4 separate regions of the Mus musculus genome follow, and all the other regions are linked to region 3. The links are chromatin loops, found by intact Hi-C in ENCODE. Cell type or tissue: heart. All regions are shown on one strand.

Evidence for each region. A loop is a pair of places that touch in the nucleus more often than their neighbours do. Peaks named below come from ENCODE experiments on the same cell type or tissue, not always from the same donor. Only the 100,000 strongest peaks of a DNase experiment are listed, where the experiment ranks them.
Region 1: it touches region 3 in a loop (2.1-fold over the local background); 8 of 42 quality-filtered maps call a loop at or near these places.
Region 2: a loop joins it to region 3, with 2.0 times the contacts of the local background. A loop is called at or near these places in 4 of 42 quality-filtered maps.
Region 4: it touches region 3 in a loop (9-fold over the local background); 8 of 42 quality-filtered maps call a loop at or near these places.

What each region holds. Positions count from the first base shown.
Region 1 is chr13:85,427,961-85,432,960 of GRCm38, reverse strand. No RefSeq gene overlaps it. Among named protein-coding and RNA genes, the nearest start is that of Rasa1, 140 kb to the right of the region's middle. In heart, no CTCF peak of the experiment used is centred here; a DNase peak (open chromatin) is centred at 2,640.
Region 2 is chr13:85,507,680-85,512,679 of GRCm38, reverse strand. No RefSeq gene overlaps it. Among named protein-coding and RNA genes, the nearest start is that of Rasa1, 220 kb to the right of the region's middle. In heart, a CTCF peak has its summit at 2,963; no DNase peak of the experiment used is centred here; H3K27ac peaks cover 687 bases.
Region 3 is chr13:85,286,638-85,291,637 of GRCm38, reverse strand. It overlaps Rasa1 (RAS p21 protein activator 1), which reads left to right and starts at 2,152. Exons shown (of 25, transcript NM_145452.3): 1 at 2,152-3,242. The coding sequence starts at 2,731. In heart, CTCF peaks have their summits at 2,384 and 4,836 (motif pointing right); a DNase peak (open chromatin) is centred at 2,187; H3K4me3 peaks cover 3,652 bases; H3K27ac peaks cover 2,290 bases.
Region 4 is chr13:85,186,875-85,191,874 of GRCm38, reverse strand. Ccnh (cyclin H) reads right to left here and starts at 2,490. Exons shown (of 9, transcript NM_023243.6): 1 at 2,223-2,490; 2 at 999-1,121. The coding sequence starts at 2,339. In heart, a CTCF peak has its summit at 2,382; a DNase peak (open chromatin) is centred at 2,504; H3K4me3 peaks cover 1,528 bases; H3K27ac peaks cover 1,131 bases.

The sequences.
Region 1 (5,000 bases), 140 kb before region 3:
ATTAGTGCCTATGTGCAATCTTTGGTTTCTACTTAAACCGAAAAATTAAAAATTAAGCCCACAAGATTCTACTGCAAATTACTTTTTTTTCCATTTTTTATTAGGTATTTAGCTCATTTACATTTCCAATGCTATACCAAAAGGCAAATTACTTTTAAAATAATATCCCATGTAAGTCGGGCGGTGGTGGCGCATGCCTTTAATCCCAGCACTCGGGAGGCAGAGGCAGGCGGATTTCTGAGTTTGAGGCCAGCCTGGTCTACAGAGTGAGTTCCAGGACAGCCAGGGCTATACAGAGAAATCCTGTCTTGAAAAAACCAAAATAATAATAATAATAATAATAATAATAACCCATGTAAACTTATAAATAAGGCAATTATATTTTATATTTCATTGTAATTTATGTATTAAAATGATTATGTTCAAGTTTTATGCCTTCTTTGAATTGATGTCTAGATGTATCTTAATCTAGAAAGAGAGGAAGGAAAAAAAGGTGTTGGAAGAAAGGATGGAGGAAAAGAAGGAAGGGGTGGACGGGAGGTATTCTTGTAAAAGGATTCTGTGTGGAAGACTTGTGCAGTTGGTGGCACCTTTAGTATGTGACTAAATCATGTACTCACACAGCATATTAATCAAGGAAGAATAGGTAGGCTCTTGGGAAGTGGACTTCCTTAGATTTCAGTCACTGGAAGCATGCCTTTGCAGGGCTGCCTTTGCAGGGTTCACCTTGTGCCCTGGACCATCCCCAACCCCACTCCATGAAGAAGCCAGGCCTGTTCTCTCATCCTTTCTTATACCCAAAGCAATGTAGCCAGGTGATGTGCATCTCTGTAACTGTGCATCAAAATAAATACTTTTATCCAAACATATTATCCAATATATAAGTCAGGAGTTAAGGAAAAGATGAAAGAGATAACACAAAAGGAATTCAGATCTACGCATTGAGAATCTCCAGCCTGGCTTCAGATCTTAGCTTCCTTGAGTTTTCTTACTAATAGATACTCTAGTAAAGCTGTATATGCAGAGACATGAGAGGGAATAACTTGAAGAGGGACATTAGTAGAAATATTGTTCACAGAGTTACAGAGCAGGGCAAGTTCTCTCAATTTGCAACAGCAGGCGTATCTAATGAAAGATATGCTTTTTATGTTGGCACCATGATTACTATATTTTACATAAGATCAGTAGTACAAGCATGAGAAAGGAAGAAAGAAGAAAAATAATAATTAAAACAGAAAAGCATTAGCAGGCGAAGAAAAGGATGCTGCTGCAAAACCAGTCCACCAGCAGGTTCTCTGTTGCCTACCACTCTCAGACTTCCACAAATCTGCTTCTGAAGATTCAGGTTTGGATCTAAGCAAAACCTTCAATAGGAGTCTACATTACATCTGTGCCAGAGTCAGAGACTGTACGCTTGCCTAAGATGATTAAGAAAAAAGGAAGATTCAGAGTGAGCAGGTCAGTGTGACCAGGGCAGGGGAGAGAGTTGCACAGAGAAGCAATGCTCTGGAAAATCTGCTTGGGAAGGCATCTTTGGAGAAACAGATGAGGATTGAGGTAGGCTATGAACCCTGATTAAAAGGCACTCATAGGTTAAAACTACTTTTAACATATTACTGGTCTTCTTTGTAGTCTTTTGTCTATTTTGCCCTTGCTTTATTCCAAAGCTTAGAACACTCTGGCACTAGGTTCAGTTTTAGGTATATGCACAAATGCCTCTCTTGGGACAGACTCTGTTCTCACTACTTTACGTATATTAGCTCACTTAAGTCTCAGATAAACATGAGAAGGAAATGAAGGTACAGAGAGAGAACAAGAGTCTGATCCAGCCTGTGAGTGGCAGTGCCAGAACTTAAATACTAGACTAATTGACTAATGCTGGTGCTCTTATTACCATGAAATAGTTCTTCACCAGACAGGAAGCCAGACTATGACTACAACACACAGTAATCTCTATTTGGCACAACCGGATCCAATGATAGCATCATTTAGAGGCAAACTGGAGGAACCAGTTTGGAGGGAAGCAGGATGGCAAGAAAACTGAGCAAACAGCCTGCCTCTATTTTATGGCTCCAGTTTTTGTTTACCTGAATTTTAATTAGTTCAAAGCATAAAGACATTGCTTCTATGTTTCTTTCTTTGGTTTGTTACTCTATTGCAAAACAAAGAAATGCTCCCAAATTTAAAGAATAGCTTCAAGATCTGCCAGTCCCAGTACTGAGAAGCACCAGGTATTTTCTTGGATTCAAAAAACTCAGTTTGCCCCAATTAAATTCCAAGGAAATGATAATAACCAATTACTCAGGAATGTTTGGGTGGTTGTTTGGCACACTTAATTTCAATTATTTCTTTATCTAATTATTTCTCAAAACCACACAAACTCACAGACATTATTTTAATATTTTATAAAATAGTAACTGATAAAATAAAGTATTAGATAAGTAGGAGAAAGGAAATGCATTCATTGTGCATCCTCTTCTTTCTTTCTTTCTTTCTTTCTTTCTTTCTTTCTTTCTTTCTTTCTTTCTTTCTTTCTTTCTTTCTCTTTAATTCTAAGACTTTGGCAGGTGATGTTGTTTATTCAGGCCACTAAGTCTGTTTCTGAATGTTTCCACTGAGTTCCAGTGAAGAGACCAAGCTGGCTGCCAGACTTGAACTAGCTAGGACAGAACGGAAGTGAGTCATCGCCTCCTTCACCCACACTCTTGAAACTGAACCTGAAAGGAGAAAACCTTAATGCATAACAGCAGTCTGTCCTGTTTATTGTTGTGGTCACATGTGCTAAGACTAAGTGCTTATGACAGTCACTGTCTATAAATCCTTGGTGAGAGAACAGATAAGTGACTTTTCCTTCTGTCCTGCCCTTAGCTGCATCTCTGCAGGGAACAAGAACCCACGGAGTTTTTGAGTTTCCTGAGGCTTCATATAGACTTGGAATAACATGGGCAACTACAAATTACCACGAACTTCATGTGATAAAAATAGAATTTCTAATTTCCTCTCCTGCAGTAAGTATCCTTCTGTCTGTCCAGCTCCTCAAGGCAAATCCTATAAAAAAAAATGCTTGATTCTTCTCTTCCTCTCATTCACTGTTTCCACACTCTTAGCAAATAGACCTTGCCCCTCAAATGCATCATGAAATTACTTACCACTAAGTGCTGTCTCTGTTCAATGACCATCATTTTAAGCACTACAGCTGCCAAACATCTTCTCTCCTATAAAAGTCATACTTAAATTCCTTGATTCTAAGTTTGTCCATCTGCAATTGAACTTCCATCTAATAGCAAATGTGGATGCTTTTACTCATGACTACTGTCTCATTCCTTGTCCTATAATGCTCCTTGTCTTCCTATTATGCTTATACCAAAGTTCTAATCTGCCATGACCTCAAAGTTAGAGATACTTGGCTCTCCTGCTCATTACTCTGACCTGTGTTCAGTTATAATGTCCTTTGTACCCTTACCTGAGCATAATGTGGTCCCTTCTCAAAGACTGCATCTTTTTAATGTGTCTGTATGGAAATCTCTCTCTAAATCTCCATCATCCAGGTTTGAGTGAAACCATCTTCTCATTCAGAACCCTCCATACAACACCCCCACATTAGGCACATTCTGTTATCAATTCATTTTCTCTACAGCGTTTACAACGGTCTGAAATAATGTTGTGAACATAAATGCTTAATCAACATCTCCACCTTGGAAGCAAATTTAGGTAAATATAAGGATAATATTAGTCTTGCTTCTGGGTTTTAGTAAATGTTTTTTTGAATTGATGAGCAGTGTTCTGTAGAAGTTAAGCCTGGTTCTTTCTTCCAGCCCCATGTTCCCAGAAATAAGACTCAGACTCAAATAATATTTACAAATACCTTGACCATATAGCTAGGCTCTTCTCTGACTTGATTATAATTTAAAATAACCCATTCATTCTAATCTACATTCTTCCATGTGGCTTGTTACCTGTGCTCAGTTACCATGCATCTGTCTCATCAAATCTCCCTGGACATATCTCCTGGCTCACATTATCCCAGAATCCTTTCTACCTACAGGATGTTTCACCTCCTATTTCCTGCCTAGGCTATAGGCCATCAAATTTATTATTAACAGGTGCCACATCCACAGACACAAAATATTTTCTCTACAGTGTTTGTGGTTGTTTAGGGTACTTTTGTTAAGTGCTATTTGATTGTTATGTTATCGGGTCTCTATAAGCAGGACAGAAGTTACAATTGAAACTAAGCCTTTTTATTTTGGTTGTAGAGTAAAATCTGACAAGCTACCTTTTTAGAAATACTTTCACAATGCAAGTGTATCAATATGCCAATTCTAACATATCTGCAAAAATTATATTTTTTCAATCCTGTCGATTCTGTGGATATAGCATTCAAGAATGTTTTAAATATTGCGTACATAGGCATAACTATCACAGTGAAATGATTCTTTCAACCACACCTTTCATCTTGATTCTCTGCCTCTCCCACTCACTTCTGTGTATAGTGATCATTTTCTGAGAATATATGGTTCAGTTAAAATGTCGGAGAAGAGAAAACTGAAATCACTCTACAAAAGCAGATAAATCCATTGTTACTCAGCCAACTCTTAAGTAGTTGTCTTCTCACTAGGAAGTTAACTTTCCAGAGTAGCTCAGAGATGTCATTTAGAATAATTTCGCCTTACTGAGCAACTGTCAGTTCATGGTACCCTTACACTACTTGTTCAGGATTGTCACAAAAATGACACATTTCCCAGTCACCAATAAAAGGTGTTTGTCTGTTGGCCTGACCTTCAAAGTCTACTAATATGGCTTTTATCTAAGAAGATAAAGAGAAGAGATTGGATTTTCCTTAAAATGTTTCTAAATGGTTTTCAGCTTATTGCATAAGCTAGCCTCTCTATTTAAAGTAGTTGTCTTCCAGAAGTATTTGTTTGTATAAGCAAAATATGTTCAAGGTTTTAAGTTTGTTCTATAGTAATTCTCATTTCTCTGCCTTTCGGATTGGTCCT
Region 2 (5,000 bases), 220 kb before region 3:
ACCCATCCACACCCTGATTGATATTAATTATGAAAAGGCAAGGGGATAGAGGTGTTTTTCTGGCATGGAAAATATGGAGATGTTTGGTATGCTCCATGTGAACCCTCCAGCACCTCAGTAGGTAGCGAGCAACTTTGAGATGGAATTTTACTTTTGGCTGCAGCATTAAGCAATTTAATTTCCATATTCTTGTTTGAGAACTGTGATATCATTTGACTTAGCGTTGACCTTCATCTTACTGCTAAACCCATTATTAGTACCTAGTCTTACTGCTAAACCCAGTCTATGAGTACCTAGTGAGTGTAAGAACAAAGTGTTCATCTGGACAGTTTCCTTATATCCCAGTTTTTTAAAAGATGAGACATTTAATGTCAAATTTTTACTGTGGGATAAAGGCATTTGATGCTAAGCTTGCCAACCTCAATTGTTTTAATCTCCTGGATTCATGTGTGGAAGGAAAGAATCAACTTTTACAAGTTGTCCTCTGACTTCAGCACCCATGTTCTGGCTGTCATCGATATGCATACACACAACCACACCCTCACATACAAATAAATTGGCAAGTCGGGAAAATAATTGTGTAGCTATTAATCAGAAGGAAATAATGATAATTGTAATTGCTCAAAATTATTTGAGGAAGGCTGGTAATAAATTATCTTGATTGATACATTTTTCCTTTATATTATACGAACCAATTTGTATATCTTGCAGTCACAATTTGTTTGTGCACATTTATATGAAATAATGCAGTACATGTAATATTGATAAACAATACATTGTGGTGGTTTGAATGAGAATGGCTGGCATAAGCACATGCATTTGAGCCCTTAGTCACCAGGGAGTGGAGCTTGTCAAAAGGATTATAAGGATTAGGAGGTGTGGCTTTGTTGGAGGATGTATCACTGGGAATAGGCTTTAAGGTTACAAAAACCCACACCAGACCCGGGTGTGCTCTTTCATCCTGCAGCCTACAGATCAGGATGTAGCTCTCAGCTACTACTCTAGTGCCATGTGTGCCACCATGCTCCCCCAACATGATGCTAGTGGACTAAACTTCTAAAACTGTAAGCAAGGTCCCAGTTAAACGCTTTCTTTTATAAAAGTTGACTTGAAGCCGGGTGTGGTGGTGCACGCCTTTAATCCCAGCACTTGGAAGTCAGAGGCAGGTGGATTTCTGAGTTCGAGGCCAGCCTGGTCTACAAAGTGAGTTCCAGGACAGCCAGGGCTATACAGAGAAACCATGTCTCGAAAAACCAAAAAAAAAAAAAAAAATTGACTTGATCATGGTGTCCCTTCACAGCAGTAACTAAGACATTAAATAATTATAATCATTTAACTATATATACATTCATATACATTTATAGATTTATATTACATGTATGCATATACATACCCACATACAAATATTTGCATTTATTCCATATTAAATTTCCATGTGTTATATCATTATATTTGTCTAAGATTATACTGAGTATTTTTCCCATCATTCATTTTCTGGCCTAAATGCTTTAAAATGGAAAACAAAAACAAAATCAGAACAAACAAATAACAACAACAGTCATTGTTACAACCTGTTTACTTCTTGGAAGGACAGACATCTATAATAACCTTCAGAGCTAGAGATGTTTATGCCATAAAAACAGCATTATTCCCTACAGTTAAGTAGTCATTAGTGATAAAAAGGGAAATGTTCTTTGCTCTTCCATAAAAGCAATAAAAGAACTTGTCTCCAAAAATAAAAATATGTTTTCAGAATTAAAGCTGGAGTGCCAGAGCTCTAAGGTGCAGTTCTTCTCTTGGAAAGAAATCAGGAAATTAAACTAAGAAGGCTTATGATGCTAAGAGTTTTGATCCAGAGGAAAACAGTGTTTTACATAATGAGTAAACCAACTTGACATTAAACTGTTAGTGTACTATAAATTGCAGCAACAGGACTCATGTAATTTTCTTGAAACCAAGCTATGCAGGCAGTTCTCAGGTTGATGGGGGTGTGGCAGTATCTGTATATATGAAATATATACAGCTTTCTCATTGTACACACTGTTTTTGGGAAAGGATTTGTTCATTGAATAATGTCTAAAGCTGGCCCATTGTATCTGCAAGTTATGTGTGGTATTTCAGAGATCTAATTGTATGAAAGAAACTAATACACACACACACATGCACACACACATACACATACATACACACACTCACACACACACACATTATTTTTAGCACAATGATGCTCCACCAGATACCACTACTTTTAAAACTATTTCTTAGGGCTGAAGAAATGGTTCAAGGTTTAAGAGCTCATATACCTCTTGCAGAGGACCCAAGTTCAGTTCCCACTATCCATAGCTATAATTCATTCCAGGGGAATTCTGTGCCTTTACCTTCTGTGGGTACCTGCATTTAAAAGTGCATTCCCACATGTGTACACACACACACACACACACACACACACACACACACACATATATATATATATATATATATACATATACATATATATATAATTAAAACACATTTTAAAAGTTCACTTGTAAGAAATGTTATGCTTAGATAGGAAAGAAATCTCTTCAAAATCCTCATGAGAAAGAATAGTGACTATGAAACTCAATCAACAACTGAGTATTTTTATATGTGCAAAACACTAAATTTTAATAATACTTGCAGTCATAATATACACTTCTGTGGTCTGGATGATGTCAGCACTGAAGAGTAATTGAAATGCTGGAGGAAGTTGTTAAAACCTCAGTAGACTTTTAGACTCTCAACCGACTTTCTTCCAGTTGAGCTGAGTCCATGGAGACAAGAAGGCAGCTGTGAACAGGAAGCCAGGCTTAGCAAGGTAGCAGAGGTCTTAGATAAAACAAACACATTAAGACTTCTGGGGGTGACAAAAGGAAATGAGCAAAGTCATACCACACCCATCCCAGAGGCATTCCCAAAAGCAGGAAACATAGCCACAAGGCCAGTGCCCCCAGTGGTGACAATATGCTGCATAGATGATCAAGAGGGAATCTCAAGTAGAGCTCTATCTTTTTAACCCACTTTGATGAACTTTAATTTTTCAAAGTCATGCTCCAGAAACTCAAGGATGGGCTTTTGGGACTTGAGACTCAGCAAACACTGAAACTATGACTTTATGGCTTACTAATGCTTTTCTTTAAGATAGCATTTATCTAACCAGATGAGGTATTTTCTTATACACAAATAAATCTATGGGTCATTATTAGCAATATAATTTATGACAGAAACTGGGGAAAAATTAAAGACTTATTATTTTGCCCAGAATTTCCTCCTCACTTATCAAATGTCAGCCCAAGCATTTGGAGGCTGAGGTTTTTGTTTTGTTTTGTTGTTTTGTTTTTCTGTTACCAAATGCAGAAGGCTTTGATGGTAAGCAAGACTATGATGAGAAAATGATGAGAAACAAAGTAGTTTTAGAAGACCAATAATATATATAAATATGTTACATCTGATCTGAACACTAAGGTCATTGCCCTCTACATGCCGATGGAGGCAAAAGCAAAATTACAATAACCTAAAATAATTGAGAGTTAAGTTCGGAAATACATGGTTGTCCTATATACACTTGTAAAAGATAATCAGTTGTCACTTACTGTCCAGATGTTTCAGGAAGGGCACAGGGAAGTCTAGTTAAAGTACAAGGAAAGGCTGGCAACTAAATCAGTCTCAAGTCCCCAAATTTCGTTAAGTCAAGAAAGAGAGACAATCGTGTGTTTGAGACAGGTGTAAGTAAAAATTAATGGAAATGTATATGAACAATGGAAATGGCATGGTGAGATGGCCATGAAAATTTCTTATATAGGTCAGGCAGTCCCAGGTCTGTTGCATGGCTAAGCAGCGTGGTCCTGATAATCAGGGAGATCACTATAGTTTTTATGGTACCAGGATAGGAGGTTTGAGGAAGCTATGCTGGACAGGTGTGGGGAAAGATAACTCACACATATTAAACAGAAGTGTAAGTGCAAAATTCAGGTTTGTTGAAATAAGGATCTGACCAGTAGTGGAAACTAGAAAAGGAAAAGAAAGAGTGAACTTACAAAACATGGATAAAGGAGAGTCCTGAGAGACTAGATAGACAAGGGACCATAATGATGGGATTAAGAGGGGCCCTATGACAACCTAACTTGTGGCAACAGCAAAGATGTGGTTCTCAATAGTGATCTAAACTTTCAGCCCTGAAAGCTCTGGAAATGTGGGGACAAAGTCAACTGGACCGTCAACCTTTGCAGCAATAGTGAAAGAAGCCCAATCTTCAGGTTGTGCCCTGGCAGCATCTCACAGTCCAAAGCAGAATTGGATGATCCCAGGCAAAGATATACACGTTCATCCCTAGAGCCAGGAAGCAAGGCAGGCCCCACAATCAAAACCCAAGCTTAAACCAACGCATACCATAGACTGCGTCTCCAGGTATGGACAATGGGGATTAGAACAGAGGCCCTGGCTGAGAACACTCTAGGGGTTTGAAGGGCTTTCTCTTTCCCTTCCCAGGTTTGACACCTCTTGCTTGGTTTGTCTTGATTTTCATCTCTATTGTGTGTCCTCAGATCCACTGAATTAGAGATGACCTGGTCCTCGGTCATCTCAGCCAGCTCCTGAGAATAGGAACTAGCTCCCAAACACTTAACAGAAAGCAGAAGCTATTGAAACCCCCCTGGAGACCCACAGCAAAGCCACCCCTTGTAGGTGAAGTCACATCAGCCTCCAGTTTCCTATTTCAAGAACCACATTTCCTGTCTTGGCCTTAGATAAGCTGTTTAAGCTGCAAGTGGGGGTGGGGTGGGGGGTGGGGTTGTTCCAGCCTTTGAAATGTGTCACAGCTGCCGCTGCCTTCGGTGACTTTCTGTGCATCTTGACATCTTAAGGAACTTTGAAAACTGTGATACTTGATGACAGTCACCTTCAAGTGGGCCCAGAGTACTCACTTACTCTCTGTCTCTTGGTTGGCATTCTGCTGCCGCTAAGGGTCTTAGAGTTTCCACTTC
Region 3 (5,000 bases):
GAGTTGTTTCTGCAGTGAAGATTTCTAATTATACATATTTAAAAGTAACTGGGAGACAATATGTGTCTAAGAGGTATCAGGCTGTATTAAATGTGGATATTTGAGTGCTACCTAATTTTGGGAAAAGGAGAAGGCAAGTTTGTGATTGGAATTGGGAGCCTGACCTGAATTTTCAGGAACAGGGCATAGAAAAAATTGAGAAGATTGATAAATAGAGGTGGTGATAGATAACCAAACAGTCATTTCAAAGACCTGAATTCTAACTCGGATGGTTGATATGAAGTTGGGGTGTTGCACTTGTGGCTCATGAACTAAACAGTAGTTGGGACTTTAGAGTACATTTAAAAGAAAATCTGCTCTAAGGAGGCTGCTGTAAGAAGCAGCATTTCGTTTTGATTTTAGCGATTATGAATCTGCTTCATTTTGTTCTCCTTTGCTAGCTGGTTTAGAATACAGACCTTAGCAAACCAATACCCACATTTTACCCATCCACCGAATGAATGATACCTGTTCTTTTTACAGCTTTTCAAGTTTCTGTATATTGCCTCCTTAATTAGTATACTATGTTATAGCACAGTAGTACTCAAATTAAGTGTGTCAAAAATCACTGGAAGGACTCATTTAAACACAAATGGTGCATTTTCTGATTCAGAAATTCTCAGATAAAAATTTCTTTTACACCTAATTGGTCAGTTTAACGCTGACTTCTAGCTCCCTTATACAATTTACTTTCACTTTCTCAGCTGACACTTTGCACAAGAGGCAAGCACTACTACTGTTGAAATCAGTTTGATTGTTATAGATTGGGTATACAGGAATATGGAAATGTCCTGTCTGTACTTTGTCATTTCCCTTAATGGTACTCCTTCCCTCTTTCCCTGGTATTCTATCTCAGCCTCTTGCTATTCTCAGCAAGTTAGCTTGGTCAAACTTAATAGAGAAAGTATTATCAATAATCAGTTGCATTCAATGTGACACTTTCCAGGGAGAACAGAAAAGCTAGTACAGTACATGAACCCTAAAGGGCAAATTTCTAACACGGATAAATTTCAAGCAACCAGCATGATCTCTCTATATGAATGGCTGCTTATATACTATCTGCTTTCATATTAGCAAACTATAGATTCAAGGGTGCCACATACAAAAATATCTGGAAAAAATTCCACCTGCATAAATTTTTGTCATTATTCTAATAATAACAAAATAAATGATATTTAGATTATATTAAGAGTTGTGGATAAGCTAGAGATGATTTACTGTGTAAATGGGAAAATGTGCCCAAATTATTTAAGATAATAATTTTGTAACTCAACAGGCCCCTGGAACCTATCCCCAGGGAACATGAAAAGATAATTCTAACAGTTGAGTATGTGTTTATGAATTTATATATACACACAAGTACGGGAAATAAAACTTTTTCCTAGGGTTCATAAAGGGTGACATTGATCTGTCAAAGTTTAGACATGTAGTGTGTCTTTGGTATGTGTTGCAGATTTTTGCATACAAACTAGGACAAAATATATTGGTTTATGACTTCGGTGGCACTTTTCCTCTAAATACTACATTCCTTCTCTGACAGCCAAACATGTGAGGGAGACATTCGGTGAAGAGAACTTATGTATATAATGGTAGCATTGACTTCTACCTTCATACTCTCCATGGCTTCTTTCAACCGTTGTTTTCTCAGGTCCAAGGATCTAGGCTTAAATTATTTCACCTAAGTTATACGGTGATTTATAGCATGCGACGGAAAGGAATAAACTATGAATACTGTTTTGATTTTTGTTGCCGACTGTACGGGCAGCTAAGGCCATTTTTCTACAAGTTACAAAGCAGTGAATGGACTTCCTGGCGTCATCCTTTCCTTCTCATCGCCCCCTCGTCCCTCCAGTCCCTCGGGCCTGGAGATGAGCTATCTTCCTTCTCTCCCTGTAAACAAAGCCGTGAGAGGTAGGCCTGCACCGAGCCCGGTGGCGTGGAGGGACGGCCGCACCACACGTCCCGCACCCTTCAGTGGGAAGCTGTGCCACGCCTCCGCGCGCGCCCGCCGCTTCCTGCCCAGGCTGCTTTTCCTTCTCCTCTGTCCGGACGCGCTCCCGGAAGGCGCCTGCGCAGAAGCCCCCGCTCCGCCCCTCCCTTCTTCCCGGCCCCGCCCTTCTTTCTCTCCCGGGTTTCGCTCCGGAGAGCCGCAGGTAGCCCGCAGCGGAGTCGGGCTCTGCGGGCCCGCCCCCTTCCTCGGCCCCGCCCACTGCTCCCGACTCCAGCCGGCGGAGATGAGGCTACGGTGGCTCTGGCATAGGCAGCCCCACTGGTGGCTGCGGTGGGGGCGGCCGGAACCCGGGCGTTGAGGCGCGGCGGCGGCGGCGGCCGAGGCGGCGCTGCCTCAGCCGCTGCAGCGGGCTTCCCTTCCTCTTTAGCGTAGCCAGGAAGTTTGGCGCCCCTGTGCATGTGTGCGCGTGAGTGTGGGTGTGCGCGGCGAGGTTTGCCTAGCGTTTCTGCAGGCGCTGGGTTTTTTGCCCGCGTCGCTTCCCGTAAGCCAGCCAGCAGCCGCGGAGCTTGGGGCTGTGGCCCGGGGAGGGGGCGCGGCGGCGGGCGCTCTCCTTTTGTTGTTGTTTCCTCTGCCTGGAGAGCTGAAGGGGGACGCGCCTGGGTGGGGCGGCTCGCAGCCCGGGCCTGCTGGCCCCCGGGGCTCCCGGGCGGCAGGGTAGCTAGAGGAGAGCGGGCTTCAACATGATGGCGGCCGAGGCGGGCAGTGAGGAAGGCGGCCCTGCGACGGCGGGCCCCGGCGGCGGCGCGGCCACGGGCTCCAGCGCCTACTCGGCAGCGTGCCGGGTCAAGTTACCCGCGGCCCTGCCGGTGGCAGCCGCCCCGTGTCCCGGGCTGGCGGACGCCGACTTGGTTGCGGCCCTCGGTGGCGGAGCCGCGTCGGGGTCCGGGTTCCTGGGGACCGGGCCGGTGGCCGGTGTCTTGGGGGGCGCCGCGCTGACCGGCAGTGCTGCTGCTGGCGTGGCTGGTGCTGCGGCCGCCGGACCTGCGGGAGACGTCGCTTTCACCAAGGGGACTCTGTCTTTGCCTGCTGAGACGCTCGGGCCGGGCGGCGGATTCCCTCCTCTGCCGCCGCCTCCTCAGCTGCCCCCTTTGGGCTCCGGTTTGGGGACCGTGGATGAAGGTGACTCCCTGGATGGACCAGAATACGAAGAGGAAGAGGTGGCCATACCGCTGACCGCACCTCCCACTAACCAGTAAGTCAAACTGCTGTTGAGGGATTGTGGAAGCTGGCTCCGTGTAAGAAGTGGGAAAGAAGGGGCAACGACACATACCGTGCTCCTGCCGCTGTGATTTGTTTGACAAGTTTTGAAGTTTCAGGTTCCATATATAGGGATTTAATTTGATCAGTCATTTTCCCCTACAGGCACTCTTCCTGGCGTCTTCGTATGTTTATTGCTCTTTTGGGAAGACGTAAAAGTTTTTAAGATGGGAAGCATGGGAAACTGTATTCAGTGGGAACCGGATATGGTTCTGCCCCTTCCTAATTGAGATAGTGTCCGGGATTCAGCAGAACTTGGCACTATAAAGGCAACCGCTGTCTATTGTAACTCCAGTGCTCCCTGCTGAAGTCAGAGGCGTTGAGTACAAGTATTTAAATGACTATATTAATGTAAGTTGCAAATTCATAGGTCAGAATGTTTTGTTTTTACTGCAGCTGCAAACTCCTACTTAATGTCTGCTGGAAGCGTTGCGATTCATAAAAACACTAGATCTCTTTAGAGAAGTGGAGAGAAAAAAAAAAGTTCTGTGAATTACAGACGTGATTAAGAGCCCCCAGACTGAACACTAACTTGTTCCTTAGAATTATTAGATTTATTTATTTACATATAAATATATGCAATATGCAAATATGTTTTATATATTTATTATATCCATGACACTAAATATATTAAATATTTTTCCTTTTAGCATTTTGTTAGTGGAAATTAATTTGGTAGTTGATTGTGACATGATCAGGGCAAATGGCTCTCCCTCTAAAGTTAGAGTTCTCTCCTTAAAAGTGTTCTTTTCATAAGTGAAATGGGTATGTATTTATAACTGTAGGTTGATCTTGATGAAGGGAAAGTGTTGAGATGGAAAGTAGTAATAATAGGTCAGAAATGTTTTATAGATCTTTCATATCAATCATAATTGACCCTTAGAATTTCAATAGCATTGGTGAATATTAGGGAAAAAAGATTCGTTTCATATATTGACACTTTCTAAACACTTTAGAAGTTTTCTTTGGGAGGGTTAGCTTCTTTAAGAGGCTTAAGAAATGACTTTAAAATAACCAGGGAGGCATTTTGTAATGCGAGTACACTTTTGATTAGTATGGGTATTGTATTGTATCATAATGTAATTTGAAAATGCATTGGTCACAAGGCTTTGTTTTTGATGCATTTGTAAATTTCAACTTAGGTTTATTTTGATACAACCAGGTATGGTGAAAGGATGTCCTGTTTCTTTTAATGTTATTTGATACAAAGAATAACTTTTCATTCAATATTTTTCTCTAATTTGTATCTGTGTATTTCAGTCTGTCAGAAATGTTCTGAAAGGCTTAAAAAATTGCAGCACACTGTACATACTTTTGAAAACAATTATGTTTTTATTATAATAAAATACAGTATTTAATGCTGAAAGAATAAAGTATTGTGCCATTTTTGTAATTGAGTTAGGCATATTTAGAGTCTGTTTTTTAAAAAGCCATTTGAAGTTTTAATAATTTTATTTTATGGGTATGAGTGTTTGCCTGCATGTATGTATTTGTGCTGTGCCAGCGTCTAGTGACAGAGGCCAGAAGAGGGCATCGGGTTCCCTAGACCTGGAGTAACTGGTGGTTGTGAGCAGTTCTGTGGGTGATGGGAACCAAACACTGCTTTTCTATAGGAACAGCAAGCACTCTTAACTGCTGAGCCATCTTTCTAGTCCCAGGATATTGCTGTTAAATTATTTCTAATAAAGTCATT
Region 4 (5,000 bases), 100 kb after region 3:
CAAACAAAACTGAAGTGACAGTCACCAGCCACATACTGGTGATGATGTGGAGCAAAGGGAACACTCCTCCTTTGCTGGTGAGAGTGCAAACTTGTACAAACACTTTGGATATCAGTTTGGCAGATTTTCAGAAAATCAGGATTAGTTCTACCTTAAGACCCAGCAATACCACTTCCCGGCATATACCCAAAGGATGCACCACTATACCACAGGGACACTTGCTCAACTGTGTTCACAGCAGCTTTATTCATAATAGCCAGAAACTGGAAGCAACCTCAAGTGAAAGGCCAACCAATGACTGGCTCAATTTGAGACCCATTCCATGGGAAAGAGCCAACCCGACACTATTACTGATACTCTGCTGTTCTTGCAGATAGGAACCTAGCATAACTGTCTCCTGAGAGGCCTCATCTAGCAACAGATGGAAACAGCTGCAGAGACCCAGAGCCAGACATCAAGAAGAGCTTGGGGAGTTTTATGGAAGAGTGGTGGAATTGAGCAGGCCAGAGTTGTAAAGGACTCCATAGGAGGGTCTACGGAGCCAACTAATCTGGGCCCATGGGGCTCACAGAGACTGAACCACCAAAGAGGGCTGGATCTAGCTCCCCAACCCTCCACATTTGTACCACATGTGCAGCTTGGTCTTCATATGGGTCCCCTAACATCTGGAACAGGGGCTGTCTCTGACTCTGTTGCTTGCCATTGGATCCCCTTTCCCAACCAGAATGACTTGTTGGGCCTCAGTGGTAGAGATGCTTAGTCCTTCTGGGGCTAGATGTCACAAGGCAGGGTGGTACCCAAAGGAGGAGGGGCTTCCCCTTCTCTGAGAAGGGAAGGGAGTATTGGTCAGAAGAATTTGCAAACGGCAGGAATGAGAAGAGGTGGTGTGCTATTGGGATATAATGTGAAAAAAAAATTATGGAGGAAAAAGAAGGGAAAAGTCTAGTTCAATTCTCTCAAGCCAGCTAACAAGCATATTCTTCTCTCCCATCACTTACCACAACAGACCGTGGCATAGCTGGTTTAAACACTGAACAGAATTCCAATAATCTTTTTTCATAGTACTTGCAAAGTGTCAATTCTTCATGAGGCTCCAGAAACACTGGATCATTTGGAAGAACCTTTAGACAGAGCAGACATTTCAATGTAAGGTCAGTGAATTCATTGTAAGACCGTCTTATCTGTCCTGCTTAAATTGGACTTATACCACCAACAAAAAATAGACCTGAAGCTTTCTCTCTTTGTTAAGTTTACTAAGCATCAAGCAAAATATCTAGGAGAAGAATAAGCAAAAATCAATAAACTGAATCTAGGCTTTCATTTTACAAGTTCTCAAACTGTCAGCTGGACATTTTTAAACAGTCATGACAGAGTATGTGTCAATTCACTCCCAGGTTTGATACCATTATTTGTAAATTAAAAAAAAAATACATATTTTCATGGGTTGGAACTCTCCCAAAGTAGCTTTTGCAGTAAATCCATATGTCACCAAAATTAAAATAACTCAGTTCATTGTCTACCTGTTTTGTTGGTACAAATTTTATTTGCCTGAAATTTGTAGAAGCTACTATAAAGTTATCCAGGGCCGTACACAGAAATGAATGGGAGAGTTGTAGGAAGACCTGGATAGAGGCCCATAGAACACGCATTACTTGTGTCAACTATTTTCTTTCCTTGTACAACCTTCTGTGTGAAGGTTGTTTCTGGAAAGCAGATCCAACAAGCCATCATCCCCCCATTTCAAGTCTTTGAAAAGTTCCTTTCAGTTTTGGCAAGAATTTCAACCGCCTTACACTTCCGCTTACAAAGTTGCTTGTGCACGTTCTTCAACCACTGCTGCAGAGGTACAGCTTCATCCATGAGTGACCACCAGCACTCCAGGCACTTGCCTGCCAGTCTGACTTTCCACTAGACACCAGCCTATGTGTGTGCCCTCCCTCCTGCCATCTACAGAGAATGATTTGTCGTGACATCCTGCAGGACAAGTGACCAGTTCGAGTCCCGCACTAAGTCCGCACTCTTCCAAGGCTCTTGCCAGTCCCCAGGATGTCACTCAGACCTCTGCCACCGCCAGCCCCGGACTTGGCTGTCGCGTCAGTCCCTGTCTGCACTGACACAGCCAGGCGAGCGCTCTACAGGCTTCCAGCCTGCAGGCAAAGCGGGACTTCAGGAGAGGTCCCAGGTTTAGGGTGGGCACAGGGGCTGGCTCGCGGGGACCTCACCTTCCCGTTAGCCACAGCTTTGCACTTGAATTTGCGGTTGGCGTCCGCCCGCAGGCGCGCCAGCTGCTCCTCGCTAGCGAAGGTCCAGTGCCGTTTCTGGCTGCTGCTGTGATACATGCTGTAGCCCTCACGGGCCGCAGGGCCGCGACAAAAACAGCGACACTCCGAGAGACAGCGACCACGAGCGACGGCCAACGCGCGAACCCCCGCCCCCGCCCAGACCGCGGACGCGTGCGTGACGTCCCGGTCACGTGCCAGCGTCTGCTCTGGAGTTTCCGGAGCCGGTGGGAGGTGTTCCGCAACGAGGGAGGGCGGAGCCTCGGGGCTCCCAGGCTTTGGGGAGGAGTCTGAAGGGCGTGACCCAGGAGGGTCAGAAAGTGGGCGTGGCCGCAGGGATCCAGGTTCCAGAGGACGCCTGGGCACAAAGAACCATAAGCCTTCATTTCTTTATTTTTTATTTTTATTTTATGCCCATTGGTGTTTTGCCTGAATGTATATCTGTGTGACAGCTTCAGATCCCTTGGAATGGGAGTTTCAGACAGTTATGAACTGCCCTGTGGGTGCTGGGAATTGAACCCAGTTCATATGGATGACACAGTCAGTGCTCTTAACCACACATACACACACACACACACATATATATGTATGTATGTATATATATGGATGGTGACGTGGTTATAGGTAAAAGTGGGAGGTGAGCACAATGGATTCTGGGAATATGGTGGCTATTGTCTTGGCAACAGGTCTGTGGGTCTCGCCTACATGATGTCACGAGTTTCAGAGGTCCTGATACCAACAGGGAGAGCACAAAGCAATCCCCCCACTGCCATAATTTGTGCAGTAGAGTTTCCTCTCATTTTTCCTGCCTTTCTCAGCTCCTTATTGTCTCATTATATACTAGAAATCCATATTTAGTTCATGGTGGTTTCAAATTTATGATCCTCCTGCCTAAGCCTCTCAAATTCTGGAAACACAGCCATGCATCAATGCCCTCTTTACATAATCTTTAGGCCACATTTTGCTGCATCTAATTGGAGATTATTCAAACAAAATGCATTCTAGTCTTCCTAGAAAAGGAACAAGTAAATTAACAGCTCAATGACAAAGATACTACTGTTTCATTGGACACCACCAAGACATAAATTATTAACTGGAAATTTTTCAGTGCTTTTTAAAAAAATAAACACAAATGTCTTTGTACAGCAGTTCTTAAACTGTGCTATGTACTATTTGTAGACAGACTAAGTTTTTTGAGCACCAATATAACTTGTAATCCAAGAGTTGTAATCAAAGATCTGGCTTTACAGAGCATTTATTGCCTCTTGGTCTTCAAAGAAAGGTTTTATGTACTTCACTAAAGTTACCTGCAAGACCGTCCTCTGCCACATATGAGGCCAGCACCGTGGGTCAATCAATGTGTACTCTTTAGTTGGTGGTCCAGTCCCCAGGAGCTCCAGGAGGTCTGGCCTGTTGACACTTGCTCCCTCCATGGGGCTGCAACCCCCCATCAGCTCCTTCAGTCCTTTCTCCAACTCCTCCACAGGGGACCCCTGAGCTAAGTCCAGTGGTTGGCTGCAAGCATCTGCCTCTGGAAGAGCATCTCAGGAGACAGCCATATCAGGCTTTCATCAGCAAGCACTTCCCAGCACTCACAATAGGGGCTGGGTTTGCTGGCTGTATATGTGATGTATCCCCAAGTCAGTCAGTCTCTATCTCGATGGCATTCCCTTCAGTCTTTCTCCACACTTTGTCTACATATTTCCTTCTGTGAGTAATTTGTTCACCCTTCTAAGAAGCACTGAAGCATCCACATTTTGGTCTTCCTTCTTCTTAGGCTTCCTATGGTCTGTGAAATGAATCTTGGTTATTCTAAACTTTTGGGCTAATATACACTTATCAGTGAGTACATACCTTGTATGTTCTTTTGTGACTGAGTTACCTCACTCAGGATGATATTTTCAAGTTCTATCCATTTGCCTAAGAATTTCATGAACTCATCGTTTTTAGTATCTGAGTAGTACTCCATTGTGTAAATGTACCACATTTTCCATATTCATTCCTCTGTTGAGGGACATCTGGGTTGTCACAATGTAGGGGAATGTGAGGATGAGAAGACAGGAGTGGGTGGGTGGGTGGGTGGGTAGAAGAGCACCTTTATAGAGACAGGAGAAGGGGGGGATGTGATAGGTGGGTTCCGAATGGGGAGACCTGGAAAGGGGAAAACATTTGAAATGCAAATAATGAAAAAAAGATATCTGCAAGAGCACACATAGTGCTGGGAATTCTTTTCTTGCTTTGGGGAAATTTTCCCATTTCTTAAAGTTTTATCCTAGAAACCCTAGGACAAGGAGAAAATTAAAAGAATTCAAGATTGTGTTTTCTCAACAGGAAAGGAAGAAAAGGGGACCAGAAGAATAAGGGATCAATTTTACTTATATAACTTGGAGTAATTTTTGCATGTCGGTGTGTGTATGGTATATGTGTGCATGTATGTATGCATGTATACATGTGTCACATGCATGTAAAAGTCCAAAGTTGATGTTAGGTATCTTCTTCAATCTTTCTCCATTGTATTAATTGAAGCATCACCTTTCAATGAAACCAAAGTTCCGCATTTCCTGCTAGGCTGACTACATACTCCCCATCTCTGCATTAAGAGTGTTGGGCAAGGTTACAGGTGGCTAACAAGCATACTAGTTTTCACTTGAGTTTTGTGTATCCTAACTCTGGTCCTCACAGTTGAAAGACAAATGCTTAATCCACTGGGCCAACCTCTTA